2 separate regions of the Mus musculus genome follow, and region 1 is linked to region 2. Evidence: chromatin loops called from intact Hi-C (ENCODE). Cell type or tissue: left cerebral cortex. All regions are shown on one strand. Each heading gives the region's core, and the rest is flanking DNA. Links, peaks and the distances in the headings are about the cores only. Region 1 overlaps Pacsin1 (protein kinase C and casein kinase substrate in neurons 1). Region 2 holds the start of Gm15420 (predicted gene 15420).

Region 1 (15,176 bases), core at 3,853-11,852, 44 kb after region 2:
ACCCGACTTAAATGTATATTTTAATATGTATCTGAGTCACACTTTGATGTTGTTTTATTCTTTGAGGAGGATTAGAAAAGCCTACCCTCAGTGGAAAGTCCTTTAAGCTGATTTAAATTGGGAGAGCACCGAGACAAAGCGATAACGGCGTGATAATTGTTACTTTGCTATGCTGTTACTTCAGCTCACACTATAGTGAACTCCAGAGAACTGGAGCCTGTCAGCCTGTCATCTGCCAGGCTTCATTACTTATCCACCTTACTCTCCTGCTCTCGGAGTCCTTCCCTGAGACCTGACCCCAAGTCACCCACACGAGTAGCCTCTCAGGACCAGGGTGGGGATGGGGGTGGGGGTGAGGGGTCTGGGTGGGACAGCTCTTTTCTCACCAGCCCAGCCTCCATCTTCTGAGCAAGCCACTGTGGTCTGCTTTCCCCTGGACCAAGGGCTGCTTCTCCGCCAATGGCTTCTGGTTCTTGAGAACCCAGTGTTGTTTTTGCCTTGGTGTTGCTGGTTTGCATTTTTTATCTATCTGGGTGTTTTTGTTTGTTTGTTTTTCTGCCCTCTCTTTGAATGCCCTTTTAGGTCTTGTTTTCTCCTCCTCTCTCTGGCCTCAGACAAGTGAGCATGCTCCATCTTCCAGTGCCAGCAAGCCTCTGGCCGTTCCTCCTCTCAAATACCCATCTTCCCATGGTTCAGACTGAATAGTCTCTGAGCTCTGTGCGATTTCCCTCTCTCTCTCTCTCTCTCTCTCTCTCTCTAGACTTCACTGCTCCCCTCCCCCCCCCTGTTGTTTTTATTATGCTGTTGAGTCCTTCCAAGGAACCAACAAGAAAGGCTCCTTCCCTCATTGTAGAGTACGTTTGGATGTTCAATATGGCTGACAAAGTCCTATAGCATTGGAGTCCCACTTCCCTCTCTGTTACCCTGGCCTTGTTCTCTGTCTGGGTAATTCTTCTCGACACCCAACCACCTCACCTACCCCATCTCCACCCATCATCATCTCCTCATCCACTCCCCCCCCCCCATCCACTGATCCATGATCTAGCTACCTACTCGCCCACTCACTCACCTGTCTACCCACTCACCCATCCATCCCCATCCACCTGACCATCTACCTACTATTGTTTCTTGAGACAGGGTCTCACTTTATAGCCCTGCCTGGCTTGGAACTCACCATATAGAGCAGGCTGGCTTTGAACTCACCTGCCTCTGCTTCACTAGTGCTGAGATTAAAGGTGTGCACATCACACCTGGCCCATCCATCCGTCCATCCACCTGCCCACCCTACACCCATCCACCCATCCAGTAGTTCTGGGTCCCATCCTCCTCCTCCCCCACCCCCTCCTCCAACTTCAGGACACTCGCCTTTTCTGTTTTCTCTGCCAGAAATGCTCTGCCCACAGATCATCACACATCTCCCTCTCTCCCTCTATTTAGGTCTGTTCAAATGTCACCTCTTCAGAGAGAGGCTGTAGCCCGGGGGTGTAGCTCAGTGGTAGAGCACATCCCTGGGCCCCATCCCCGAGCACCACAAGCTCTAAAATGGCTTCACACTCACCGTCTTTCCTTTTAGCCAGCTTCATTTTCCCAGATAACAGGGGCTAGCATTTGAAATTGCATAATCTATCATGTAAATCCCCTTTTGGCATGAAATGACCCTGATTTTATGGATGGTGTAAGGCTTGTTATCTGCTGTGTGCCCCACCCTTCTCTGAAGGGTAGCACTGCACATAGTAGGTGTTCAGGAAATACTGGCTGAACATACTCAAGACTCTAGCGTGGGATTTATCTAGACACAGCACAGTGTTGGTGCCGGCTTCATCTTCCAGCTGTGCATTGGACGAGGGTCTCTGTAGACCAGGCTTGGCCTTGAACTCAGAAATCCGCCTGCCTCTGCCTCCCAAGTGCTGGGATTAAAGGTGTGTGCCACCACGGCCCAGCGGACGAGGATCTCATACACAGAGCCCCAGGCTTGTGAGGTGCATATTCTGAAGCAGGATGCCTGTGGTGAAGCCAGAGTTCTACTTGTCTGATGGGCAATACAGATTGTACCTGCTCCCTGTCTCTGTCTCTGCTGTCTCTGTCTCTTTTCTCTGTTTCTCTGTCTCTTTGTGTCTCTCTGTCTCCTTCTGTGTGTGTGTGTGTGTATCTGAGTGTGTATCTGTGTGTGTATATCTGTGTGTCATCTCTATGTGTGTGTATCTGTGTGTGTATGTGTGTATGTATATGTATCTGTGTGTATCCGTGTGTGTATGTGTGTGTGTGTGTGTAACCCTTACCCATCCACCTGCTTAGGTCTGTCCTCTCCCTCTGACCTTCATCCCCAGCCTTGGACCCAGGTTTTGAGCAGTGGAGCCTTAGCTGTCCCAAGACTCCTGTTTTCATAGCTACCAAGCCCTGTGCCTGCTGCCTGGACTCAGCAGGCTGCTCAGTCATCGTCCAGTGCCCTCCTCTAGGCCTGAGGGCTCTGATACTGCTTCTGCCTGTTCACCTCCCAGCGCCCATGTGTTCAGCCTCCTATACAGACCCTCAGTGGAGCCTTGTCTGTCATATTTCTGCAAAGCTGCTCAGGGGTTGGGGAGGATTCTGGCATTTTGCAGTCAAGAGAACATTATGCAAATGACATGCAAATCAACAGCTAATGAGCCCTGATTGCATTGGTCTTGGTGCTGGGGAACACGTGGATAATTGTGCCAGGGTGGGGGCAGGGGCGGTGAGTGTTTTGGGGGCTGGGCAAGAAGCCACAGCAGGGGTGACAGAAGTGGGTGTCATAGGGGAGGACTTGAGAGCAGCTGCTGTGTGGGCCTCTGCGTCACACTGGCCTTGTCTAGGCTGTCCTGGTTAAAGGGTGGGAACAAGGGCAAAGGTCAGTCATGGGAGAACTGGAGCTACACTTGGGGGAGCAGAAGACTGTGACTGGGTCACGGGGTCGGGGGAGGAGCTTCCCTGATGTAGGTGGGCCAGATTAGGCTAATGGTATGGGTGATGTAGAGAGTACACTCTCTCTATAGAGAGAAGGGAAGGGTCTGCTCCTCCCACAGGGTCCGTCTGGTATCAGAGTGTGGGATGGCAGGACTCTGGTCTGCCAGGAAGCAGATGGGCTAGGTTAAACTCACTGGGAGGGGCAGCTGTCATCGTCTTGGGTGGAACCTCTCTTTGGAGGAAAGATGAACTTGGCTTGGGGGCTGGTGTGTGTGTGTGTGTGTGTGTGACAGCACCTTGGAAAACAGCCCCTCCCCACCCCAGCTGTGACCCTCTCCAGAGCGCCTCTGCTCTGGAGCCCTCTCTGCCGGAGGAAAACTGGCAGCCAACTCCTAGATGTTGGCCCTGGTCCTCACCTCATGCTTCCGATACAATTTGACTGTTTTACCTTTGATCTGCTGAGGGTGAGGACCAACCTTGGCTCTAAGCCTTACAGACTTCAAGTGGCTCTTTGCCATGTGTTCCAGCTAAGTCTTTCTTAATGCAGTCACAAAGATCATAAAGATTGACGCAGAGAGGCCCAGTCAGGCCCTTTCTTGACTTTCTCACCATGGGAAGATGGCTTAGTCTCAGAGTCTGTTTCCTAGTAGGTGCTGAGGCCTTCTCTTGCCTGGCAGGGCAACTGAGTCCTCTAGCTCACTGCGGGGTGGGGGCAGGCTAGCCACCTTGCACCAACATCTCCAGTGTTGTGGTATTTCCTGTAGTCTGTGGCTGGCTTAGTTCGACTGGCAGCAGTCTTCTGGTTGACAGGGACTTGTGTGGTGAATGTGGACTAGGATCTTGGCATTACTAAGAACCAGGGCCTGGTGGTGTATACCTGTGGTACACACCACGATGGAAGGTGACAGCCAGCCTGGGCTGCAGAATGAGGTCAAAACCAGACTGGGCAACCTCTCATGACCCTGTCCCCACATGAGAAATAGAGACTTGTTGGGGGTGCTGGTGACATGGCTCAGCAGATAAAGGTTTGTGTGGTGAACTCTGGCCACCTGAGCTCAACCCTGGAACCCCTGTGGTGAAATGAGAGAACTGTGTCCCGTGGGCTCTCCTCTAACTTCCAGAAGTTCACCACCTCATAGGGGTGGGCATATGTGCACACACGTGTGCACACACGCTCACATAAGAAAAAAAATTGTGAGACTGGAGAGACGGCTCAGCAAACAGTCATAGACATAAAAAAAAAATCTTAAAAGATTAAAAGAGATGTTAAAAAGATTCTTGTCTTAGGTTTCCATTGCTGTGAAGAGACAGCATGACCATGGCAGCTTGTATAAAGGCAAACATTTCAACAGGGCTGGCGCACAGGTTCAGAGGTTTGGGCCATTATCATCATGGGGGCGGGGGGGGGGGGGAAGCAAGGCAGCATCCAGAAAGACATGGTGCTGGAGGAGCCAAGAGTTCTATGTTTTATTCTGAAGGCACCCAGGAGAGGGTCTCCTTCTACACTAGGAAGAGCGTGAACAGTAGGAGGGCTAAAAGCCCACCCCACAGTTACACACTTCCTCCAACAAGGCCACGCCTATTCCAACAAAGCCATGCCTCCTAATAGTTCCACTTCCCATGGGGCCAAGCATATTCGAACCACCACAGTTGTGGTGTCCTGGAGCTCACTGTGTAGATTAGGGGGCCTTGAATTCACAGAGATCTGCCTGCCTCTGCCTACTTAGTACTGGATGAAAGGTTTGTACCCCAACACCTGGCCCACACACACACACACACACAATATCCTATGTCCTTTATAAGTAAATTTATTGTCTTTATAAAACTCATCATAAAGCCAAACTCTTATTCCTATTGATCCCATGTTGTTCCTTTTAAAATTGCCTTTCCCCTGTTAACTACAATCTCACAGTCCACCACCGGACTCACTTTTCTCATATTTATTTATATGAACATGCGATTTGCATGCGTGCCGTGCCTGCATGATAGACGAGTGCACCAGACAGAGGAGGGCATCAGATCCCATTACGGGTGGTTGTGAGCCACTGTGTTTCTGCTGGGATTTGAACTCAGGACCTCTGGATGAGCAGTTGGTACTCTTTTTTTGGGCCAAGAGGGTCTCCCACTCTCTTTGGGAGACCAGGCTGGCCTCGAACTCAGAAATCCGCCTGCTTCTGCCTCCCGAGTTCTGGGATTAAAGGTGTGTGCCACCACGGCCGTCCCACAGTTGGTGCTCTTAACCACTGAGTCATCTCTCCAGCCTCTATGGACTCTTTTTAATGCTGTTCTTGTTGTCTTCCACTTGCCTCGTTTCTCCTTTTGAAAAACACTCAATCAGATGCTGTTCAGTGAGGGAGATACACGTGTGAATCTAAAGTGGGCCATTTTGTATTTCAACCTCTGCAGAATTTTAGATTCAGTTTTTATTTTATGAGTGTTCTTCTTGCTTGTATGTATGTCTTGCACCCCATGCATGCCTGGTACTCTTGGAGGCCAGAAGAAGGTGTCAGAGCTCCTGGAACTGAAGTTTCAGAGTGTCTTAGTTAGGGTGTTACTGCTGTGCACAGACACTATGACCAAGGCAACTCTTTTTTTTTTTTAGATTTATTTATTATTATATGTAAGCACACTGTAGTGGTCTTCAGACACCCCAGAAGAGGGTGTCAGATCTCATCACGGATGGTTGTGAGCCACCATGTGGTTGCTGGGTTTTGAACTCAGGACCTTTGGAAGAGCAGTCAGTGCTCTTAACCACTGAGCCATCTCTCCAGCTCCCCAAGGCAACTCTTAAAAGGACATTTAACTGGGGCTGACTTATGGGTTGAGAGGTTCAGTCCGCTATCATCAAGGCAGGAACATGGCAACATCCAGGCAGGCATGGTGCAGGAGGAGATGAGACTTCTACATCTTCATTTGAAGGCTGCTAATGGAAGACTGGCTTCCAGGCAGCTAGGGTGAGGGTCTTAAAACCCACAATGACACACCTACTCCACCAGGGCCACACCCACTCCACCAGGGCCACACCTTCTAGTTGTGCCACTTCCTGGGCAGAGCATATACAAACCATCACACAGACAGTCATAAGCTATCATATAGGTTCTAGGAACTGAACTCTCCGGTCCTCCGAAAGAGCAGCCAAGGCGCTTAACCCAAGTGCTTTCTTGCCCCAAGATTATACATTGTTTTCTTTGTTTCCTTTCTTTTTTCTTTTTTAGAAAGATGGTTGGGGGTGCCGCATGTTGGTAGAACACCTTCATCCGAGTGAAGCCCTGCTTCAGTGCCCAGGACCAAAAAAAGGAAAAACAAAACTAAACAGACCTCCCCCCCATTTTGTTTTATCAAAACAGGTTTTGTCTTCTTTTTTTATCTGCCCTCTCTGGGGGGCAGTGCTGGGGTGGGGTGGAACTCGGCCCATGAAACAAGACTGGAGCGTGAATCTTAGCAGGGGAGGCTGGGGACCCCCTGAACGTGTGAGGAACTCTGTGACCCCAGAGTGTGTCTTGCACGGATCTTGTTCTAGGAACAACTGTGTGCAAAGATACCATAGGCACAGGGAACCGTACTTCTGGGGAATAGGAGGCTCTGCCTAATCTATCACCAGGGAGGACGAGGAGATGCAGATGGGGAAATATATGGGAAGGGAACCTTGAGTCATAAGTAATAGCACAACCCTGTCCTTGTGAGTCAGAGTGGTCTCAGCCACAGAATGTGTGCGTGCACGAGTGTGTGTGTGTTTTCTCAGACAAGGCTGTCGGCAGCAGAGAAGGGTCCCTGACAGACAGACGCTACAGGGACCCTTGTCTCAGGCCTCATTGTAGTGTCAGCTGGGGACAGATGTCCTGTAAGTCATGCTGTGTATCCTGGACCCTGGTCCTCTTGTCTCTGGCCACCACTTCTCCTGTGTCCATCCACAGGGCTGTGTGGACTCTGGAGTTCAGAAGGTGGCTTGGTCAGCATTAGGGGTGAGTGAGCCCAGGGCCAGGAGCTCCATGTAGCATCAAGTTTGGCTCACAAAGAAGAGTTACAGGGTGGGGCAGCGGTGACCTGACTCTGCCCTACGGGTTCTCCTTCAGCAGCACACAGCTGAGCCAAATGGTCCAGCTCATTAGCATCGGGTGCACCCCATGGCTACACCCTATCTGTGGAGCAGTTCCTGGTTCAAGCCTAGCTCAGGGCACTTTGCTGTGTTCAGGGAGCATCCTCACACCCAGGCTGAGGGCTCAGAGGGGAAGCTGGGCTGATATAGGAAGTTTGTGTGTTGTGGATTCTGGATCCGTGTACATATGTGTGCACAAAGTCTTAAGGATGTGTGATGCTTCATGTGCACAGGTGAGCTGGTTCACAGACTTGTGGAAATGCATGCATGTGACTACATGTAATAGAGAGACATGTATGTTGTGAGTGGGAGTGTGCGCTGATGTGTGGGTGTGTGGTCAGATGGTCACTTGGGTGTGTGGGTCAGATGTGTGTGTAGTGTTGTCTAGAGGTCAGTGCTGAGGGGCCTCAGAGTTGCCAACTGGAGAGCTCTCATGACTCTGAGGCCCAGATCCAGGCTATAAAATGGAACACTCTGCAGAGATGGAGGCAGAAACATCAGGAGTTCAAGTAGCAAATTTAAGGGCAGCCTTAGACACAGCCACGGCCACACACACAGCCACACAGGGGTGGCTGGAGAGATGGCTTAGTATGTATCGCTCTTTCAGAGGACCTGACTTTGAATCCCAGAATCCAAATCTGGGAGGCCCTTCAGCTCCAGGAGAAGCAAAGGTTCCGGTGTCCATAGGCACAGGCATAAATGAAATAAATCTTAAAACAAACAAACCAACAACAAAAAACCCGGGAAGCTTGAGATGGCTCGGTCAGTGTTTTACTCAAGAGCTTAAGGACCGGACTTCAGATCCCTAGTGCTTACATAAAAACCAGAGACATAGTGGTACATGCTTATAATTCCAGTACTGCAGAGGTGGAGACAATAGGGCTCTATGGTTGGCTAGTGCAGGCCAACTGCTGAGCTCCCAAGGAACCAAACTCCAGCTTTTCCACTGGCCTCCACACACACATGCATGTACAAAATACCGTGTATGTGTGTCTGTGTGTGTGTATGCGCGCGCGCCTCTACTGTTCTGGAACTCACTCTGTAGACCAGACTAGCCCCGAACTCAAAGAGACCTGCCTGCTTCTGCACCCCGAGTGGAGTACTGAGACTGAAGGCCTTCACCACCACTGCCCAGTCAATTATTGTTAATAAAGCAGTACCAGTATGCTGGCTCTTCTCTATCCACACTCCGGATGGAGGCAGAGGCAGGAGGATCTGTGAGTCTGCGCAGTGAGGCCCCAGCTAGTCAGGACAACACAGTCTCGAATGTAAATCCATGAATCCGTATAATGGGTATGAACTCTTAAGGTACTAGATTGTGTCAGTATTTCAGTCAATATGGCAGAACTTGGGGGGCGGGGGCGGGGGCGGGGCGGGGCGGGTCTGGTCACTGATCCCCAATGATTAAGCTTAGGGTTCAGTGAAGTGTGAAGACCAGAGCATCACATGCCATGCAGCGAGGCTGGCGGCCAAGGGGGATGTCGGCAAACCCGTGCCGGCAGCGAAAATTCACGAGAGGCGCGCCTGCGCCCGGATCACCGCGGTGTGGTGCAGAAAGAGGGCGTCCCCTGCTGTCCACCCAGGGAGGACGTCTTTGCGCAGCATTGCCCGGTTGCCATAGAAACGAGCAGCGGGCGGTGGGTGGCTGGGGAAGGAGGCGGGTCGGGAGGGGGGGAGGCCGGCGCGTGGGGGCGGGGAGCTGGCTCCTGCAGTTCGGGCGCTGTCGCCTCCCGAGCCAGAGCGCGCCGGAGGGGACCCCGAGAACCGAGCCCCAATCCAGACGCCAGACGCCTCCCGCCCTGCCCGCTGCCACGGAGCAGGTGACCAGCCAGCCCGTCCGACCCTGGTTTGGCCCAGCGGGGGCAGTAAGCGCCCACCTGTCCCCTGCTTGGTGCCCAGCCCGGCTCAGGTAGGCGATGGGGGGGGGTGTGGAGAAGTCTGCGTGGAGAGTGGGGACCCAGCGCCCCTCTTCCTGCTGGCTGCACCTGGTAACTAGCGTGCAGGTCTGTGCAGGTCCGTACAGGTCCGAGGGGCTCTGGGGGCCAGGGACCTGATCTCTGCATCGCATCGGGTTTGTCTCCTGTCTGTCGTCTTGTCTCTTCTCCTCTGTATCTCCTTCCCTGTCAGTACCACAGACTTCTAGAGCTGCCCCACTCCCTGGGGACAACGGGTTTAAGGGGCTAGAGTCTTACCACTGCGCTATGTGTTTCCCCCAGGTCGGTGCCAGACAGGGAGGGGCCAGGCGTGGAGAGAGGGCGCTCATCTCCCATCCCTACTGTCGTGATGGTTTGCCTTGCCCTCTGCGGCCAGACCCACTGGCCTTGGGGCAGAGATCTGCTAGTCTGGCCATTTGTCACGAACCTCCCATTTGACACCAGAACCTCTGGGGGTGACTCCTGGGTGGGCTTGTACAGTGGGCTGAGTCAGCCCCCCCCCCGCCCCCGGTCGCCCCCCCCCCTCCGTGCTGTTCTTGCCAATGGGATGACCTGTAAGGGCTCCTGGTCCCAGGCCCCAGCCAGCCGGGGATCTCTATGTTGTGGCCTTCCTCTGCTTCTCTGCCCCTCTGCAGCGGTGCTCCTGGGGACCTGCTCCCTGCTACTTTGGGAACAGGGACACTGCAGAGACGCTACCGCTGCTGCTGCTTCGGAGGAGGGGGCACTGGGAGGAGCTGAATCGGGGTAGCCAGGAAATCCTGCTCAGAGGGCTACCTTGAGAGTGGACAGAGCCAGCACACCCACCCTGGCATAGCTTGGTCCTTCAAGAAGCGTGGGCCTCCTAACGTTCCCTGGGCGCTCTGGTCAGAGGACCCGCTGCAGGGTGGGAACCTGTTGTGGTTTGTGGTGGTGCTGATTTCTGCAAATTTCGAGTACACTGTCTGGGAGTGTGGGTACGGATTCACGCCTTAAACTCAGGGGCTTGGGAGGTGAGAGACCAGAGGTTTGCAGGCAAGAATGGGGACAGGGGTGCAGATAAACCTCTCTGAACTCCGGCTCCCCACCTCTTCCCTCCCTCACTGAAGCTTTGAGCTGCTTTGCCCTGCCTTCTGCGGTCAGACCCACTGGCCTCAGACAGTCAGCTTGGTCTCCCAGCTGGGCTTAGTGATGTCTGGAAGACAGAGGCTTTTAGCCAGCACTGCCCCTTGAGTGACCTCTGCCTCCTCCTCCCTGCCCTGTCTGCCCCCTCCCCACCCCCCTCTTCTTGGCAGAGTTCAGTTTTTGCATGATATTTGGCATGTACTCCATTGCCACTAGACTCAGGATGGGGTTCCCAGGGTACGTAATTCATCTCTGGTTGTCTGCAACCAAACCACCTGCTTGGAAACCAGGCTGAGACCCCACTTTTCCTCGGAGCTTCTTCTACTTAAGAGAGAGCCCAAGGAAGGTCCTGGTACTCAAAGGCCTGGGGCTGACGGGGTCCTGGGCTCCCAAAAGCAGCTCCATTCAGTCCATGTCAGCTGCCCAGAGCCCAATTCTGAAGTCACCCCTCCACTCCTCTTAGCAGTAGAGGTCTTCCTGACTCCAGAGGCATAGTATCTCCGCACTCGCCTTCTCTTCCTTCCTGTAACCGACTCTCCCGAGTACCCTGCCCTCCAGCCATGAGCTACAAGGCTCTGTTCTCCCTGTGGGCTTCTCAGAGAGCCTTGGAAATGAAACCTAGACCACACCTCACATCTCCTCAGTCCTGGTAGTGGCTCCCGTATCACTGGGACAGAAAAAGTCAGGTATCCTGAGCTGGAAGACCAGGATGCATCCACTCCCTGGCCCCGCCCCCGTCCCCATCCCCCCTTCCCCCCTCCATCTGCTGCAACCACCTAACCCATAGAAGCCCTGATTCCACCTCAGTGCCTTTGCACTGGCTGGGTCCTCTGGCTGAGTGCTTCTCAAAGCCCTTTCCTTTACCTCCCTCAGGTCAAATGTCACCTCAGAATGGTCTTCTCTGGCCATCTGTATTGAGTAGCGTGGTTGCTGGCCCCGGCTGCTGTTCCCTGCCCTCCTCTGTGCCGAGGTTCTCCACAGCACTTGTCAAAGCACAGCCTGCCTTGTCATTTGCTGGTCCTCCCATTTCTTGCCTGTCCAACCCCTTTAGAATTTCATCCCCAGAGGCTCAGAATTCCCCGGCTGCGCTTGGCATCCTTCCTGAGAGCCATTGCTGCCACACAGAGCCCGAGTCCCTGCCTCAGGGGTTTTGGAGCTTTGGGCTCTGGGATTTGGTCCTTGAAGTGGGAGGGCAGTGTCATAACCAGGCGCCCAGGCAGGGTTGGTGATGTGACTCCCTTTGAGAGACTGAAAAGTAGGGTGAGCAAGCTGCTACATCTGCCCTCACCACACCTGTCTTGCCACCAAAGAGAGCCAATGTTCCCGTCTCCCTGTCACCTGGATTCTATACGGTGGGGGAGCCTGATTCGTCCTTAGCAGGATGTAGTGTTACCCACGCCCACATAGCCAGCATCCCTGACTCTGCTCAGGGCAGGCATGGATGCTGTGAGCTCAGGACAGACAGCTTGTTGCCTGGAGAGGGCCATGAACTCAGACCAGAGAAAAGGTGGCTTTACTCTAAGCCAGCTCCCATGTCTGCTCCCCACCAATGGGTGCCTCACTTAGGACCACCACCCCAAACTTAGCCCCGAGGCAAGCAGGGAGGTAGAATCCCTGAAAACCTAAAAATGGAAGGTGGGAGCTAGAATCCCTCGGATCTCTGTGCCTGCCCTTCGGTCTTGGATCTAAGCCCTGGGGTGAAGCCGGAGCCTCACTCCTGCTGGGCAGTTCTAGGTTCCCAGTGCCTGGGCATTCTTTACTGTCACCAGCTACCTCATGGGATGTGTGCACCCTAAGGTGGTGGGGGCATCTTATGCATTTCCATTCAGGAACAGCTCACCCAGGGAAGCTGTGCTGATCTGTGGGGCTGGACAAGCTAGCTCCTTCGCCAGGCCAGAAGCAGGCTGAAGGTAGGGCTGTGTTTGGAGGCGACTTACAGAGGGGAGAGGGAGGAACTCAGCCTGCATGGTGCAGAGAGGATGTGGGTAAGACTGGGCTAGAGGCTGCCCCCTGATGGTCTGGGGCTCCCTCTAACCCCTTCTGCTGGCGGAGTCCACTAAGCTTCTGGCTACTCAGTCAGTGAGCACTGGGCGTTGGGTCTCCCTGTTTCTCTGCAGCAGAGGTCAGGCTGGATCCTGCCTCCTGCCTCCTGCCTCCTTTGGCAGTTAATGTCTGAGTTTATCATTTCTTAAAGAAGCCCCTTGGGGAGCTCCAGGTGTAGAAACGCAGATCAGGTGGTTAGCATTTGTTTGGTTTGTTGGGGACATGGGAGGTCTGCTATGGCTCAAACCTGTTTAAATTAGCTATAGACTAGAGGACAACTTTGAGTTCCTGATTCTCCTGCACTTTCTGAGTGCTGGGATAACAGCTGGGTATCACCGTAGCTTTCTCAGGCAGAGGTCTAAAGAGAAGGTAAGAAGAAGCAAGCCGGGAGCCTGGACTCCCGGGGAGGGGGTGTCCGAGATGAGAGCTTCCTGTGTTAGCTGAAGGTGTGGGCCATAGAACAAGGCCTACCTCTGCCCACTGCTTTCTACCTCTGCCCCAGGTTATATGGTGTGGACCTCCCCTCAACCAGCTTCCCAATGAGGAAACTGAGACACCAGTAGTTGAAGTAGCCCGCCCATAACTGGGAAGTGTCAGAGCTGGGATTTGAACCCCACCTTCAGTCCTAAATGGCATGGGCAGCTCACTGCAAAGCCGGGGTGGTACCCTGAACCTACACTGAAGAAGAGGTGTGAGGAGAGGGTGGGTGAGGGCTGGAAACTCAGGAGGAGAGGCAGAGGAGCGGCACACTTGAGGGAGAGCGACCAGAGGAGGCTCAGGGACTGGAGTGGGGGTGGGGCACATTGCTGTTCATCACCAAAGGAAGTCAGGACAGGAACTCACACAGGGCAGGAACCTGGAGGCAGGAGCTGATGCAGAGACCATGGAGGGGTGCTGCTTACTGGCTTGCTTCCCCTGGCTTGCTCAACTTGCTCTCTTATAGAACCCAGGACTACCAGCCCAGGGATGGCACCATTCACAAGGAGCCCTCCCCCCTTGATCACTAATTGAGAAAATGCCACAGCTGGACCTCATGGAGGCATTTCCTCAAGGGAGGCTCTGTTCTCTATGATAACTCCAGCCCTCGTCAAGTTGACACACAAAATCAGCCGGTACAGAGTTTGCCCTGCCATCGCTAAGGAAGGAGAGTGATGGAAGTCACTGGGCATGAGCAGAATCTGACACAGCTGTGGCTGGCCAGGAGGTCTGGAGGGACACTGCAGTGCTGGGCTGAACACCTGGGAGCAGGGACAGGGGAGGACCCTGCTAGCCCAGAGTCTCCTGCCCACTGTGACCTTGGCCTGCTGCTCTACCTGAGCCTCACCTACCCTACTATACTGAGGAGCCTATCTCCATGGGTTGTGGAGGAAGAGGGTGTGTTTAAAGAAGAGGCTAGCACACCAGGAGGGGGCCAGAACCCACAGGTGTTGTTTTGCCACCTCACACATAGGGAAATGGAGATTCTGTCCTCCATTAAGAGATGTAGCCAGGATCTCCCCAGTGGTGGCCAGTGGCTGGTGGCAGTTAGAACCCCACCAGGGGTGCACTGGCCTCACATAGAGAGGGCTCCCCTGAAAGGGCTGCCACAGTTCCCACACCAGGGGCAGCTAATGAATAATAAAGGGTGACTTCAGAAACATCATCCCCTTTTACAGATGGGACCACTGAGGTGCAGATGAGTTCAAGCCTGCTGGCTCCAGTCTGTGTTGTAAGACTATACACTGTGCAGCCCCTCTGCCAGGGTCAAGTCCTAATTGGAACACTAGGTCTCCTCATGATTGAAGTGACAACCAGTCCCTCCCCTAAGGATTTCTGGGAAGACACCTCTTAGAGCGCTCAGCAAAGCTCTAGTTCCCACACTGCCTCTGTCCTCATCCCTGTATCTGACTTCCTCCTCACCTCCCGGGGGTTGGAGTGGGGCTCAGAAGGAACCAGACCATTGGGAACTGTAGCTGTAGGCAGATCCAGTCCCACTATTTACCACCTCAGTGGCTCTGGATGTGCCACCTTACCTGCCCTGTGCTTCAGTTTCTCCATCTTTACGTGTGGACAAGCACTTAGCACACACTAGACACCCAGTAAATACTAGCTGGGGACAGCTAAGCTTGTCACCAGCAGTGGCAAGGGGCTGCAGCTCAGCCTAGCATGAGGGGAGGGCGACTTGTCAGCTCACACTGCTTCTGAGGCTGTGACATCTGAGGACACTCCATCATGAATTGGGGTGGGGGGTGGGGAGCCAGAACGTCTAGGAACCCATGCCTGGTCCAAATGCCCGAGAAAGTGGTGCATTTCCCAACCCTAGCATTAGGGGGTTCGTTAAGCAGGGCTTCCCATGATGCTGCACAGGGGAGCAGTCTGCAGCTCCCCCTTTCTTCTGCCCCCAAACTTCCTGCACCCCCCAGGGCTGGCTGTCCATGGGTGTGCACATAATGGGAGAGCTTCTTTTGCTATGCCCCCCCGCCCCGCCACTACCAAAGCCTCCACTCTGCCGAGGGATGTACAGACAGCATACAGTGCCTGCAGTGTGTCCCTTCAGTCTAACCAGGTGGGCGTGGGACATGAGCCCCAGCTGCTGCTCACCGTGCACAAAGCATAGGACAGACAACCCTGGTGCCTGCTGGCTGTTGCCATGACCCTTGTGGCCTGGAGTCATGCTGGCTCATTGGGCAGCTGGTCCCCATGGAATGATGTCACCCCCCCCTCAACCTCGTCATGTTCCCATGCCCCCTGGACACGCTCTCCACAGTTACATCCCTGAGCCTGTGCGTTTTCCGTCTCTGTGTGGCCTGGTGACCACCTGTCTTTACTGATGGTGAAAGGCTGGAGGGAAACTGGATGTGGTAGCCTCTTGTCTAGGAAGTCCAGGAGCCTGTTGGGCATGTTCCAGGAAGTGCCAGATGCCGGCCACAGCCACTTCCTGACCCCTGACAGAAAGCCCTGTCATTAAGAGGACATGGCGCTTTGTGGAGAGGAAGCTCCTCCTGCCTCTGTGTGTACGTGTGTGCTCATTTGACATCACCTCGCTTCCACTACCCCACCCTGTCTGCCTCTCTAAGCACATTCCCATGTGGGTCGGATCC
Region 2 (15,176 bases), core at 3,638-11,637:
GGCTGCTAAGAATCTGAGTTCAACCCCAGGCAGAGGAGAGGAGATACTCACGGGGCACAGCGCTCCTTCTGTAGGTGTCTCTGTCAGCCTCCCCTCTTGTGAATCTTGCAGGTCGCTCACCCTCTGGACCTACAGAAACCAAAAGATATTGTGAGTGCAGGGCAGCAAATGACTGAAGAGCAGGAGAAGCTGGCAGTGCGGTGTGCTTCCAGCTCTCTCTGGGAGCCAGACTATAAAGGAGTATCAGTCCTTCACACCCAGAACAGTGCCACAAACTTTGATGTCCCCACAGGAAATTATCACTACCAGTATTTCGGTTCCTCACATCTTGGTTAAAACAAGCTGGGTGGTGGTAACAAGCCTTTAATCCAAGCACTCAGGAGCCTGGCACAGAGTGAGTTCCAGGACAGCAAAACCAACAAAAAACCAGACCACAAGCAAGCAGCCAGTGGCAGTTCAGTCCATAAACGATGCTATGAAATCTCAGAGACCTAAACTTGACCACAGATTTCACTGGGAAAAGACACAATTTTCAAAGTTGTCTCCATACCTCCACACACCTTCCAGTTTACCCTTGCCTCCCACACACCCCACTCAGAGGGACTTACTTAGCACATATCCACCTAGAATGGTTTTAGAGGGGATCTGGCTCTATAGCCTAGCCTGCCCCTGCTTCCTGAGCGGGAGGTAGGATTAACATTTTTACCTGGAAGGTTGGGTGGGTTGGCACACACCTTTAATCTCAGCACTCAGGAAGCAGGGGCAGGCAGATCTGAGTTAAGGCCAACCTGATCTGATTTAGGACAATCAGAGAAACCCTGTCTCAAAGTGCCCAAATTATTGCCACAAATTTCTAATTTTTATTTTTTGGTTTGACTTTATGTGACTCACAAAATATCACTGTATAGTCAGTCCTAGCTGTCCTGAAACTCAACAGCGCCTCTGCCTCCCAAGTGCTGGGATCAAAGGTATGCACCACCACGGGCTCCTTAACGAACTTGGTTTCACCCAGGGTATTCATTCAGCAGAGACACAGACCCCCTAACTGCTAGGATCCCTTAGGTGTGCTCTGCACAACTTCCTGGGCTAAGCACTCTCCAGGAAAACCCAACTGTGTTCAGGAATATTTTTACCCCATCACTTCAGCCTGTAGATACTACATTAGTTCAAGGGACTGCAGGCCAGCAGTGATCTCAGGAACCAGGGACGTTCCAGACACCCCCCCCCCAAGCATACCCTCAGGTCATGCTTATACACAGCTGGCTTCTCCCTCCTCCTCCTCCTCACTTCTGTTCCCCTGGCCAAGTAAATACACAAAACCACTCTGCTTGACAGTGCTCTGCCACACCACCGGGTCACACTCAGGCATTGGGGGAGGCTGTAGCCATGAAAACTGTTCAAATTCAAGGCCATCTCACAGAATTCTGGGATATCACCTGAGATCTTGCCCTGACACCACTGTGCTCTAAGAACATGCCTAAGCAGCCGGGCGTGGTGGCACACGCCGTTAATCCCAGCACTAGGGAGGCAGAGGCAGGAGGATTTCTGAGTTCGAAGCCAGCCTGATCTACAGAGTGCGTTCCAGGACAGCCAGGGCTACACAGAGAAACCCTGTCTTGAAAAACCAGAAAAAAAAAAGTCTAAGCTGTGAGAGGTAGAACACACCTGTGACCTCCAACCCTCAGGCTGAGATGGGATCAGAGATTGTTTAAAGTTCCCAGCTATATAAGGACCTCAAGGCCCCTCTGGGTTTCATGAGACCCTATCTCAAAAGCAATTGTGCAACCAATACACCCCCAAAAAACGGTTTCTGAGGCGGCCCTTGGGGCAATCAGAATCAGTACCTTTGGGCCGAGGCCTGCCGGTCTCGGGACGGCTGCGACGCAGGGTGGCGGGCACGATCTCCGGGGGTAGGTGCAGGTAGTCTCGGAGATACTGGATGCCCTCGTTCGTAAGGTACCAGTAGAAATGTCTCCAAGCAAACTGTTCCTTCACGTAGCCTCGAGACTTGAGAGACTGCAGGACATAGACACATGTCAGTCAGCAGCTGGCTCCTCGGGAAGGGCAGACCTATTCCCACCTGTGTCCCTCTCCACACCTGCATGGCCTTCATTACATGAAGGTTGGGCACATTTTTGTCTGCCAGCTCCGGGTGCTTAGGCATGTGGACATCCTTTTTGGCGACCATCACGCCCTCCTTAAAAAGGAGTTCGTAGATGGCAATCCGATTCTTCTTAGGCATCAACATCTGCAAAAAAGACGTGACGGTTTAGCATCATGGCCAGAATCCAAATCACCACTGTCACAGGGTGAAAACGCCAGACAGGCACCATAGGGACCAGGTCCCTCCACCTCCACAGTTTGGAGGAAAGCTACCAGGAAGTTAATGCAATAGGGTCACAAAAGGCACCCATGTATCTGCTGTCACGGCTCTCACAGCCAAGTGACTGGGGGTGGGAGGTAGACACAGAACCTTGTCAACCATACTTGGGGGCCATCAGAACCAGAGGTCGTACCTAGAGCAAAATCGGGGGACTCCTTAAAGAATACAAGGAGGGGCCAGAGAAAGGGCTCCACTTCCTGCGCAGAGGGAGCACTAAAGTAACGGGCTCGGTGCTCCCCTGAAAAGTCCTCCCCAAAGGTAACGCAGAGACCGGAGGGTAGCAGGGAGGAGAGAGGGGGTCTGCCGCGAAAGGGACGCACGCAGGCGGGAGCCGAACCCCTGGCCCGGGCGCTTCCCGCCACACGTGGCCTTCAAACTCCTCTCCTCCACCCGCCGCCATCGGGACGCCGGTCTTCTTCAGTCGACTCTGAGTCGCAGAGCTGCGTCCCCCCACAAAAGCCCTCTGGGCACGGCGCGGCGAGCGGCTGGAAGGGCGAGTACGGCCTTCGCCTCCCCCGGAGGACGCGGGCCCTCAACGGCAGCGCTGCGGCCCGGATGGCGACAGATGGAGCCCGGACGCCGGAGGAACTCACCGCGGCGGCTGCAGGGTCCGAGGCGGAGGCTGGAAAGGAAGGGGCGTGCGCGGCGCAGCGTCTCTTCCGGGCTGCGCGGCTCCGCCTCCCTGCAGGACCCGCGCGCTGCCTGGGGTGCCCTCGGCAGTGCCTGAGGAGTGGGGACGGTGCTAGGACGCATGTGCGAGCCATCCCGCTACGCTTCCCGCCCCCTCCTCCACCCCGCCCCCACCTGGAGATTGCTAGCCCGTGAGTTGTGTCCGGAGCTGGGGTGCAGGCGCTTGGTGCAGAGAGGCCGGTCCGCATTGCCCGGTGGGGATGGAGGCGGAGGGCTAAGAGTTCAGGGATAGATTAGGCCAGCCTGAGCTACCTGAGACCTTGTCCCGGAAGGACAAAAAAAAAAAAAAAAAAAAAAAAAAAAAGCATACATGGCTGGTACACTTTTTACACATTCCAGACTCATTCGCAGGAAGAAACTGACATCCCCATTAACCCTGCTTATACTGGAGTAAATTTTACTTACGCTTCGTAAAGCCTCTCAAATAAGAAATGTTAGTCATGCTGGGCGTGGTGGCGCACGCCTTTGATCCCAGCACTCGGGAGGCAGAGGCAGGCGGATTTCAGAGGCCAGCCTGGTCCCCAAAGTGAGTTCCAGGACAGCCAGGGCTACACAGAGAAACCCTGCCTCGAAAAACAAACAAACAAAAAAAGAAATGTTAGTCATCAGGCAGGGTAGCGTCCAGGCGAGACACATCCAAGTAAGACCCTCCCTAAAAAAAAAAAAAAATAATAATAATAATAATAATAATAAATAATAGTAATTAATTTAAAAGGCAAGGCATGATGTGCAGTACGGATGCAGAGGCAAGCAGATCTCCCTGAGTTCAAGCCCAGCCTGGTGTAAACAGCGAGTTCCAGGCCAGCTAGAGGCACAGTCTCAAAACAAAACCAGCCATGCCCAAAGAAATGCACCCCACCTTGTTGATTTTAATTTCTAGTTCTCCTTTACCTGTCTGACTAAACGGTTTCTTTATTGTGTGTGTTCGCTTATTGCAGACAAGGTTTTGTTCTTGCCTCTGCCTCACAAATGCTGGCATTGCAGGCGTGCACCACCATGCCTGGTTGATGAGCTGTCTTCTCAACACCCCGGCCACAAGCACGAAGCCAGCATCAAATTAACTGACCATGCGTGGTGGCAGCACCGGAGGAGGTGAAGGACTGCCTCACCTCTGGTTGGGAGGACAGCTCCTGAAAATACTCCTTACAGACAATTTGTATTGTGTTGACATTTACTGTCTGTCAATCAACACGAAAGCCAAGGGGAGGAATTTTTCTCCCCTCCCCCGCCCCCATGCTGCTTTAACTTCTGTCTTTCCACCCACCGCAGGTCTACAGTTGTCTGATGGGGGACTGAGATGGGCTGCCACAGTCTGGTCCTGCTCTGTAGCCTGGGCTGCGGTCAATCTTGAGATCTCCCAGCCACAGCCTCAAGTGCTGAGAAACCAGGTGCGGCTGTAAGCATCTAAAACAAGATAGTTCCAGGCGGAGTCTCTGACTGGCCGGCTGGAGATGAGGCTGGGCTGGAACTCCTAGCTACCCTCTGCTTCTGCCTCCCACGCTGCTGTTAACTAATGGGCCCTCCAGTTAGCTCATCCCAGGAAATCCATAAAAGCCTTTTGTTCCTGAGGACTCTGCTCTCCTTTGTGACCTTTGCCGGCTCCATCTGAATCTTTCCCGACAACTGTGCTCCCCAACCCCCACGCTTGGCTTCATCTCAGTTGTATTGGTTTTGTGCCAAGAGCTCCCAAATTTCTGGTGATGTAGGATAAATATCTTGGGATTCCCTGGCTACCTTGCAACTGCCAGACACCCAGGCCCCAACACTGGGCCTAAAAGCCGTTTGGGCTGAAGTGGATAGGAGCAATGCATGCATCAAGCAATATATATTTTTTAAAGATTTATTTATTATATGTAAGTACACTGTAGCTGTCTTCAGACACACCAGAAGAGGGTGTCAGATCTCATTACAGATGGTTGTGAGCCAACATGTGGTTGCTGGGATTTGAACTCCAGAACTTTGGAAGAGCAGTCAGGTACTCTTACCCATTGAGCCATCTCACCAGCCCCAAGCAATATTTAAACCCATAATATGCCAAGAACATACAAAGAAAATGACTGGAGCCTGGTAGGAGCGAATAGCGGAGTGGGAGTGGGGAAGCCAAAGCCTACATAGAAGACTCAGAAGAGGGAGGAGGCAGAGAAGGCTCTGTGTGGTAGAGAGCCAGGGTGACAACAGCCAGGACAATGTGACCTCGGCCGGAGCGGTGAGAGTCTGTGGCTCAGCTGGCACCATCCCAGCTTAGCCCTCAGGAAGCCCTGAGTGTTGTATAAAGTATAAACCTGGTGTGCTGTGGCTAAGACCCGGTCACCGCAGCTCTTGAGAGGTGGAGGCAGGAGGCCGGCAAGTACAAGCTTATCCTCAGCTACAGGAGGTGGGGGGGTGCCGGGGTGGTTAAGAGCACTGACTGCTCTCCCAGGGGTCCTCTGGAGGATTTCAAACAACAGCAGACGTGGTGAGGTATGTTTTAAAGAGACTGCCTTTGTAAGACAAACTGTAACAGAATCCTCTAGTGGACCCAAGTCAAAACACAACAAAGCTGCCCCTGAGGTTTAGAGAAATACCAGAGTCTCCCCTCAGTCCCTATGCTAACGGCTCTAGCTCTGGGTGCAGTCAGGAGCTCTGGAGCTGGCTCTTTACTTCAGAGCCTGAAGGCTCGTCTTTTATTATTATTATTATTATTATTATTATTATTATTATTATTTTAGCCGGGTGGTGGTGGTACAAGTCTTTAGTCCCAGCACTTGGGAGGCAGAGGCAGGAGGATTTCTGAGTTCAGGACAGCCAGGGAAACCCTGTCTCATTAAGAAGAAGAAAGAAAGAAAGAAAGAAAGAAAGAAAGAAAGAAAGAAAGAAAGAAAGAAAGAAAGAAAATAAATCTTAAAAAGAGAGAGAGCTGGTTCTTTCCCTTCAGCGTGGGGGGCAAAGGGTCAAATGGTCAGGCTCAGTGGCTCAGGGGCTCAGTGGCTCAGTGGCTCAGTGGCAAGTGCCTTTACCCACACAGCTACCTCAGAGGCACAACCATTGCAGTTTTATCCAGTGCTAGAGACTGAGCCTAGGCTTTTATGCTTGCCAGGGCAGACATATCTACAGTTGGCCTGGCACTTGTCTTCCTTCCTTCGTTTCTTCCTTTCTTTTACAGACCACGGAGTTACAGACAGATGTGAGCTGTCATGTGGGTGCTGGGATTTGAACCCAGTCCTCTGGAAGAGCACTTAGTACTCTTAAACAATGAGCCATCTCTCCAGCCCTGTATTTTTTTTAAATTGGTATGCAATATACAATACACCCCAGAGAGTTGCAACCCTTTGGGGAGGAGAAGTTCACATATTAGATATCCTGTATATCAGATATTTATAGTATAATTCATAACAGTAACAAAATTACAGTTATGAAGTAGCCAAAAAAATACTTTTATGGTCGGGCCACCATAACATGAGGAGCTGTACTAAAGGGACACAGTATTAGGAAGGTTGAGAAAATCTTACTGTTGAAAGTATGTAAGCCGACCTGGTGGCCCAGATGTAGCTGAGCAGCTGAAGTCGGGAACCCAGAGCAGAAGCCGGGGTCTAGGTTCTTGGGCCTCCTAGGGTTCTCCCCAGGCGGGAAATCAATAAAGATAGTTGGTATTGGCTTAGTTCTTAGGCCTTTAAATCGGGAACAGGAGGAGGCCTGGGGGAGCAGCGCCCCCTATGGGCACAACCTTGGTAGCGCCACTGACCCCCTGGGGCTTTAGAGGCAAAGGATGCAGACAAACTCTTCCCCCTCAAACAATAACCCAGATAATGCTCTGCAGACAGCTTGTGTTTCACCTCTTCGCAATCGCCCTTCACACACCTAGAATAGCTTTCCGAGCCTGGAGCGCGGCGCCTCTTCCCACCCACACAGAGGCTCCTCGGAAGAGCCATCTGTGCTGCAAGGCCCCATTAAAGCTCTCAGCGCAGGAGGTTGTGGTTCGTAGGTAGACAGCGCCTGGTATGCTCCCAACGCAATCGCGCACCCACGCGTGCTTGCGTCGTCTACATCTGGTGCGTTGGATAAGGCTTCGACTCTTCTGCGTGGAGTCTGGTGGTCCCCTCCACACAGGAAAACCATCCAGGGTTGACCCTGTAGGGACCACACCTTTACCTGTTTTGGATAGTGCCTCTACCCCAGCCTGCCTCTGTGTCTCTCCTCCACTAGATTAAACCAGCGCCAAGGTGAGAAAAGCAGAGGCCGGGAAATGGGTACCAATTTATAGCCCATTAGATCTTTTGTCTTGTGTCCTGGATTCGTTTCGTGAATGATGATTCTGCACACTGTCTCTATGGCCTGGGACTCGTCTGGAACGCTCTTATAGTCCACAGCTGGCTTTAAAACTGTGGCAGTCCTCCCTCCTGCCTCTGCTTCCCTACTGCTGGGACACAAGGTATGTGCCACCACACCCTGAAAAGACCCTGTCTCCTCTCCCTCCTCCCCTAAACGCCTCCAGGCTGGCTTTGAACTCACAGAGATCCATCTGCTTCTGCCTCCATAGCGCTAGCATTAAAGGCTTGGGCCACCGTGCCTAGTCTGGCCTCAAACACACCATCCTCCAGCCTCTGCCTCCTGAGTGTGGGGGTATTGCAAGCACATGAGACCACTTGGCTTTAAAACTGACCGTCGGGGCTGGAGAGATGGCTCAGTGGTTAAGAGCACTGACTGCTCTTCCAAAGGTCCTGAGTTCAAATCCCAGCAACCACATGGTGGCTCACAACCAACCCTAATGAGATCTGGCGCCCTCTTCTGGAGTGTCTGAAGACAGCTACAGTGTACTTACATACAATAAATAAATAAATCTTAAAAAAAAAAAAGAATTAAAAAAATAAAACTGACCGTCATAGGACTCAGTGGGTAAAGGCTCTGACAATGGAGAACCGGCAGCAAAATGTCCGCCCACAATATGTGTGTGTGTGTGTGTGTGTGTGTGTGTGTGTGTGTGTGTGCTAGTCCACAAAGGCTATCTCTATTCCTGTTAATTTTTTTTTTTTGAGACAGGGTTTCTCTGTGTAGCCCTGGCTGTCCTGGAACTCACTTTGTAGACCAGGCTGGCCTCGAACTCAGAAATCCGCCTGCCTCTGCCTCCCGAGTGCTGGGATTAAAGGCGTGTGCCACCACGCCCAGCTCTGTTAATTTTTTAAATGACCTTTTTGAGGGGCTGAACAGATAACCTTGTTAGTTAAAGGCACCTGCTGCTCTTCCACAGGACCCAAGTTCAGTTTCCAGCACCCAGTGAGTCTACTTCCAACAGCCTGGAACTCCAGATCCAGAGGATCCAATACCCTCTGCTGGTATCCGTGGGCACCTGCACACACGTACGGTTCACACACACACACACACACACACACACACACACTGGCACACAGGTGTGCGCACACACAGATTTTAAATCACCATTTTAGATGCACAATTCAGAGGTCCTGAGACTCACCATGTAGACCAGGCTGGTCTCGAACTCACAGCAGTCCTCCTGTGTCTGCTTCCCAGGTGCTCGGATTGAGGCGGGCAAGCACTACCGTGCCTGGTGTTTATTTATAAAGTTTGACACAGGGCCTCTTGTCATTTAATTATTATTATTATCATTGTTATTATTACTATATAGCCCAGGCTGGCTCACACTTGGTATGCAGCCAAGACACCTTTGAATTTCTGAGTCTCCTGCCTCAGCTCCCAGATCCTGGGCTGCAGACATGAACCGCCACATGCTGCTGACGTGGTGCTGAGTTCTGGGTGTTTCAAACCCAGGGCCTCATGGCTGAAATCCTGATCCTCTCACCTCTACCTTCTGAGTGTTGATCTGACAGGCCTGGGCCACCTCACCATCTCTTACTCTGGCTGCCTGGTTTCCCTGTGGCTGTTACTGGTTTGTCCTCACCTTCTTGCATTGTGGGCATCACTGGTCACCCAGGGTAAACCCTGCCTGCCACATCTTGGTGACCCTACAGCTGCTCTCTGAGCTGGTGGTAGACTAGGCTAGAAGGTCCACAAAGCCTCAGCTTGGGGCCTCTCTCCCCTACTGGCAACATACTGTTCAGTGATGGGGGCTTCCTTCTAGCCCAGTAGAAGCTTCCAGACAGAAGCAAAAACAGGAGCTGTGAGCCTCATGTCAGAGCAAGCAGGAGCTGTGAGCCTCATGTTGGAGCAAGTCTGGAGACCCTCTGGGACTCAAGAGGAGGAACACAGATTGTATTCTGATGAACAGAGTGGTAGGGAGCACTGCCATTCTTGAAGATTCCAGATCAGGCTGGTGAAATGGAGAGTGGTGGAGCCTCCTGCCATACTGGGTGGGGGTAGCTTGGACACATGGTGAGGGACAAGAACACACACACACATATACATATACACACATACACACATATAGACATACAAATACACACACACACATATACATATACACACATACACACATATAGACATACAAATACACACACATACACACAAATACACACATATACATACATGCACATATATACACACACATACATACATATACACACAACACATGCATATACATACACATATACACACATACACATGCATGTACACACATACACACATATACACACATACACACATATACATACACACACAAATATACATACATGCACATATATACACACATACACACATATACATACACACACAAATACAAATACAGCCGGGCGTGGTGGTGCACGCCTTTAATCCCAGCACTTGGGAGGCAGAGGCAGGTGAATTTCTGAGTTCTAGGCCAGCCTGGTCTACAGAGAGTTCCAGGACAGCCAGGGCTACACAGAGAAACCCTGTCTCAAAAAACCAAAAAAAAAAAAAAGAAAAAACCCCACATACATGCACATATATACACACATACACACATACATAAGTAACACATATATACATCTACACACATATACACACATACACACATACCTATACATACACACATATACATATACACACATACATACATTTACACATACATACATACATATACACAAATAAACACATACCTGTGGGTGGAGTGTGGGAATAAAAAAGAAAAAAAAAATAAACACATACCTATACATGCACACACACATACACATATACACACATACACACACTCATTTACAATATATTACTTTTAAAAAAAAGATTCCAGTCTAGGCTTGTCCAATCCAGAGCCCATGCAAGTGCCATCTGCATGGTTCAGGACACTTGGCAGTGATGTCACCAAAGGGTGGGGAGGAGGAGTCCCATTGTCCCAGTCCTACCCAGGCAGGCAGTTGCTCGGTGGATCCTAGGGGCCCCAGCACAGGCAGCCAGGGCAGTGGCAAGGAACTAGCTCTCCTCTGCCTCCCACCCCCCTTGCTGTCAGGCCTCCCTGGGCTGGCAGGACATATGGCCCTGCCAGGGGAAGTCAAGCTGGGAGCTTTGCCAGTGAGGGCCAGATGGAGCATCAAGAAATCACAAATCAGCTCACGGACAGCACCATAAATAATCCGCGTGGGTGGCCGCAGCCCTGAAGACGCGTTTCACAGCCCCGGAGTGCTGGAGGCTGGCTCTCTCTGTCTTTGACCTGGAAACTCTCATCTCTCTAACATAACAGCTCCCCGCTACTCACAGAACACGAGCTGAGGGCAGATGAAGTGGGAGACGGACATGTCAGCTCACTTTAAAGGATCTGGGGATGTGGCTCGTCTGGTGGGGTGTTATGAGGCTTCTGTTGGAGGCCCCCAGAACCACAGAGCCCTATACACTTAGCATGGTGGCTCACACCTGTACCCCAGCATTTGGGTAAGATGGGGAGGGGGATCAGGAATTCTACATCTTTTTTGGCAATATATCACATTTAAAACAAACAAATAACAACAACAATAATGTAAACAACCCCCAAAGTGGTTCTTCTTCCCCACCTCGCTGTGCCCAGGGCATAGCTGTGGGGGACTAAGCCCAGCTGCCCCCTGAAGCCTTGTCACTGGATGGATAGAGAGCAGTGCGCTCTCCTTTCCTTCCTCAACTCCTCCCCCTCCCCCCCCAGCGGCAAAGCCAGCCAGGCTGTTGCCATATGGCTGCTCCACTTCCCCAGTGAAGAAGAAGAAGCTGTGTCTAAACCAGGAACGGGCTCTGAGCCTCTCCCAGATGTCTTCTGTGCCTCGTTTTATCACATCAAGGTGAAGATTAAACGGCTTTGTTTTTTTTATTTGTTTGTTTGTTTGTTTGTTTGTTTATTGAGGCAGTGTTTCAGTAGCCCTGTGTAGCCCTGGTTGGTCTGGAACTCACTCTGTAGTCTAGGTTAACTTCCAACTCCAAAAGACATTTCTTCCTCTGCCTGCCAATGCTTGAACTTACTTTGAAGACCAGGCTGACCCCAAACTCACAGAAATCTGCCTGCCTCTGCCTCCAGAGTGCTGGGATCAAGGGCGTGGGGCACTATTGCCCCTCCCCCCCCCCCCCCCCCGTTTTGAGATAGAGTCTCACTCTGTAGGTCATGCTAGCCTGAAACTCACACTATTGCCCAGGCTGTCCCTTCTCGAAGAACTCATCACACTTCTGCCTCAGCTTCCCAAGTACTAGGGCGATGGGCCCACTTCACTATGCCTGACCCTGCCTCTGGTCAGGTCCCACATGCGTCCTGGTCCCTCAGTAAGAAGGGGATTTCTGCCCCTGCGCTCACAGAGGGGAGGAGCCTCACATGAAGCCGCCTGGGAGGTATGAAGAAGCCTCTGGGAGCTTCAGAGCGCTGAGCCACCCTCCCTTCCGTGTTCATCTCCAATGACATCATTTCATTACGTTGCCCTGAACTCGGAATGTCTTCAAGCTGACCCTCAACCTGCAGCTAGAGTCTGGTGTGGTGGCACAGCCTCCATCTTAGAATTTGGGAGGCTGAGGCAGGAGGATTTTGAGTTCCAGGCCAGGGAGGGCTACACCCTAAGGCTCTGTCTCAAAACGAAATAAAACACGTGTGTGCACACGCGTGTGCACATACACACACATGCATGCACACATAGATGCACACAAGCACACACATGCACCCATACATACATGCACCCATAACTCACACACAGGCACACCTACCACCTCCACCCTATTCCCACCCCTCCAACCCCCACTACACACAAGGTGTCTTTTTAAAATGAAAGACTTAGCTAGACTTGGTGCCACATGCCTGTAATCCTCAAACTTGGGAGATGGAAGCGGGAGGGTCAAGGGGCTTGAGGCCAGCTTTCAGTACATAGCAAGCTTAAGGTCAGCCTAGACTGCACGAGACTCTGTCCTCCATTCATACAAGTATGAGCCAGGCTCTGAAATCACATGAGATCAGGTGTGTTCAGTGTGGTATGACCACAAACTCAAGAACTTGGTCTCAAAACTACAACAGAAAATTAGGGCTAGAGGGATTGCTCAACAGTTAAGATCATTGGCTGCTCTTCCAGAGAACCTGAAGTCAATAGCCAGGACACGCACAGGGTAGCTCACAGACACCTGTGATGATAGTTCCAGGCTATCTGACGCCCTCTTCTGGCCTATATGGGCACTGCATGCACATGGTGCTCATATGCACATGCAGAGAGAAAACCCATATACACAAACTAAAAATGGATACTTTTTATCTTATTTATTTATTTATTTTGGTTTTGTTTTTGAGACAGGGTTTCTCTGTATAGCCCTGGCTGTCCTGGAACTCACTTTGTAGACCAGGCTGGCCTTGAACTCAGAAATCCACCTGCCTCTGCCTCCCGAGTGCTGGGATTAAAGGCGTGTGCCACCACACCCGGCAAATGGATACTTTTTAAGAACAAGTTGTTTGCTTGTTAAGAGTGTGTTACATAGGCAGTGGGATTCCCATTTCCTTGCTGTGAGCCTTGGGGGTGGGGAGGAGCGTGGGGAAAGACTTAGGCTGGGAAACACGTGTCCCATCATGGAGGGATATAGAAGAAGCTGGGGAGGGCAGGGGCCTCCACTTCGGATGGAGGGTTGGGTCAAGATGGCTCTGCATTTAGCTGTAAATCTTCTGTTCTTGGCCTCTTGAGTCCAGATGGGGCTGGGGACTCAGCTTCAGAACATCTCTAGTTTGGCTGGGTTTGCATCAGCCAGCTCAGGGACAGACATCTTTGTGGGAAAGTACCTTGTGTTCTGAGACTCCAAACACTTGCTGTAGACCCGTCTTCCAGCACTTGGGAGATGATGGCAGGAGAATCAGGAGTTCAGAGTCATCCTTGACACTTAGACACATGAGCTGCCAAGCTCTTAGCTGGAACCAGGAGCCACAGCAATGTCTCGGGCCTGGCTTTAATGGACACTTCTTCAGGTAGCCTCACATGGTGATGCTCGCCGTTACTGCAGGTGGTTCTCATTAAGGGATACTGATTCAAGGTGTCAGGGACCAAGGTCATCTCAGGTGCTCACTTAATGTGGTTTCCTGATCTGCAGCAGTTTCTCCAAGGTCAGCGCCAACCATACCAGGCAGTAAGGCGGGGCTCAGGTGCTGGGATGTGTTACATTCTGACCAAGTCTCAGAGCTTTGGAGGGCTGTTGGGGACCCTGTTGTCCTTGAGTCTTTTGCCTTTGCCTCCGTGGCTTTTCTTCCTGGTTTGAGTTCAAGATCAGTGGGGGGCAGGGCAGGCTGTGCTCCAAAATGGGGCCCTGTTTCACTCTGTTCACTCTGCTGCAGGTAGAGTCCAATGGACAGGGCGGACTGAGGGACACAGGGCACGCTGCCACTTAGGAGCACCACAGGTATTTTGGTCAGAGACCAAGACAGATGCCAGAGATGGTGGAGGGAGTCACCCTTGGCAGAAAACACCAATCACTCCTTCCCAGCCACGCCCCCACTCCACCTCTACCAGAGAACGAGCCCCGCTCAGAGAAACCCACCCGCTCAAAGAAACCCACTGGGATCAAAGTCCTGTACCAGCATGAGTACCCTGTAGGGAGAGCTGAGCCGTCTCCACCTCTGTCTGTGAGCCGCTCTCCTGCCAGCCGTACCCACAATCCTCTGGTGACCTTCCAAGCTGCCTCTGGCTAGAACTTTTGATTGTTTACTGAGGTCATTTTTATATTGTATCGATGACATCCTGGGACATACAGTAACCTCCCTTATGAAGAACACAGTCCGTTATTCACCCTGTTTTGTCGTTGTTGGGTTTTGTTTTGTTTTGCTTCCGAGATGGAGTCTCACTACGTAGCCTTGTCTGGAACTAACTGGCTTTGTAGAATGGACTCAGAGAAACCCACCCGCTCTACCACTGGGATCAAAGTCCTGTACCAGCACAACACACCAGCTCTGCTGTGTTTTGAGATAAGCTCACATCCGAGGCACACATGGTACACAGACATACAAGCAGGCAAAGCCCCCACTCACTGGCAATAAAACACCATCCCCTCAAGACTGGAGCCTGGGGGAGGTGGTGGTGGCTCAGTCAGTAAGGCGCTTACTGTACGAGCATAAGGACCAAACCCGTGTGAAACTTCCAGGTGTGGTGGCAACATGTGTGTCATCCCTGTGCTGAGGGGACAGACAGAGTCACAAGCCAACCAACCTGGCCCAGGCAGTTAGCTCCGGAGTCAGTGAGACCCCATCACAAAGACTGAAGTGGAAAGTGACAGAGGAGGAAGTCATCCGTCATAAGTCTCTGCCCTTCACACACCGTCCACGAGTACATGGAGACTGTACTCATGTGTACACATACACACTCACCCACACTCACCCATACTCACTCACTCACCCACACTCACACATACTCACTCATATACATATATGCATACACACACATACATGAGTACATGGAGACTATATTCATATACATACACGCTCACATACACATACACACACTCTTGCACACACATACATGAATACATATAGACTGTACTCATATGCTCACACACAGACACATACCCATACATGAGTTCACAAAGACTGTACTCATGTGTATACACACACACACACACACACACACACACACACACACACACTCACACATAGACACATACACACTCTCAAACTCTCTCTCTCTCTCTCTCATGCACACTCACGCATACTTGAGAGCCAAAACAAAAGACCCAAAAGCAGTAAAAAGCAGAGAAGCAGAGAGCAACAGGCGCCGGGCGTGGTGGCGCACGCCTT

Evidence for each region. Hi-C counts contacts between places; a loop is a spot of excess contacts. Peaks named below come from ENCODE experiments on the same cell type or tissue, not always from the same donor. Only the 100,000 strongest peaks of a DNase experiment are listed, where the experiment ranks them.
Region 1: it touches region 2 in a loop (2.4-fold over the local background); 3 of 42 quality-filtered maps call a loop at or near these places.

The regions. Positions count from the first base shown.
Region 1 is chr17:27,676,499-27,691,674 of GRCm38, forward strand. The region is part of intron 1 of Pacsin1 (protein kinase C and casein kinase substrate in neurons 1); the gene reads left to right. Among named protein-coding and RNA genes, the nearest start is that of Pacsin1, 28 kb to the left of the region's middle. In left cerebral cortex, for the core only: a CTCF peak has its summit at 8,577 (motif pointing left); DNase peaks (open chromatin) are centred at 8,603, 9,148, 9,745 and 11,172; H3K4me3 peaks cover 3,703 bases; H3K27ac peaks cover 3,804 bases.
Region 2 is chr17:27,632,228-27,647,403 of GRCm38, forward strand. Gm15420 (predicted gene 15420) reads left to right here and starts at 3,017. Exons shown (of 2, transcript NR_167724.1): 1 at 3,017-3,204; 2 at 4,343-4,641. It overlaps Rps10 (ribosomal protein S10), which reads right to left and starts at 3,017. Exons shown (of 6, transcript NM_025963.4): 1 at 2,977-3,017; 2 at 2,099-2,248; 3 at 1,845-2,016; 4 at 52-129. The coding sequence starts at 2,248. In left cerebral cortex, for the core only: CTCF peaks have their summits at 6,764 and 7,833 (motif pointing left); DNase peaks (open chromatin) are centred at 4,122, 4,525, 7,005, 10,516 and 1 more place; H3K27ac peaks cover 4,699 bases.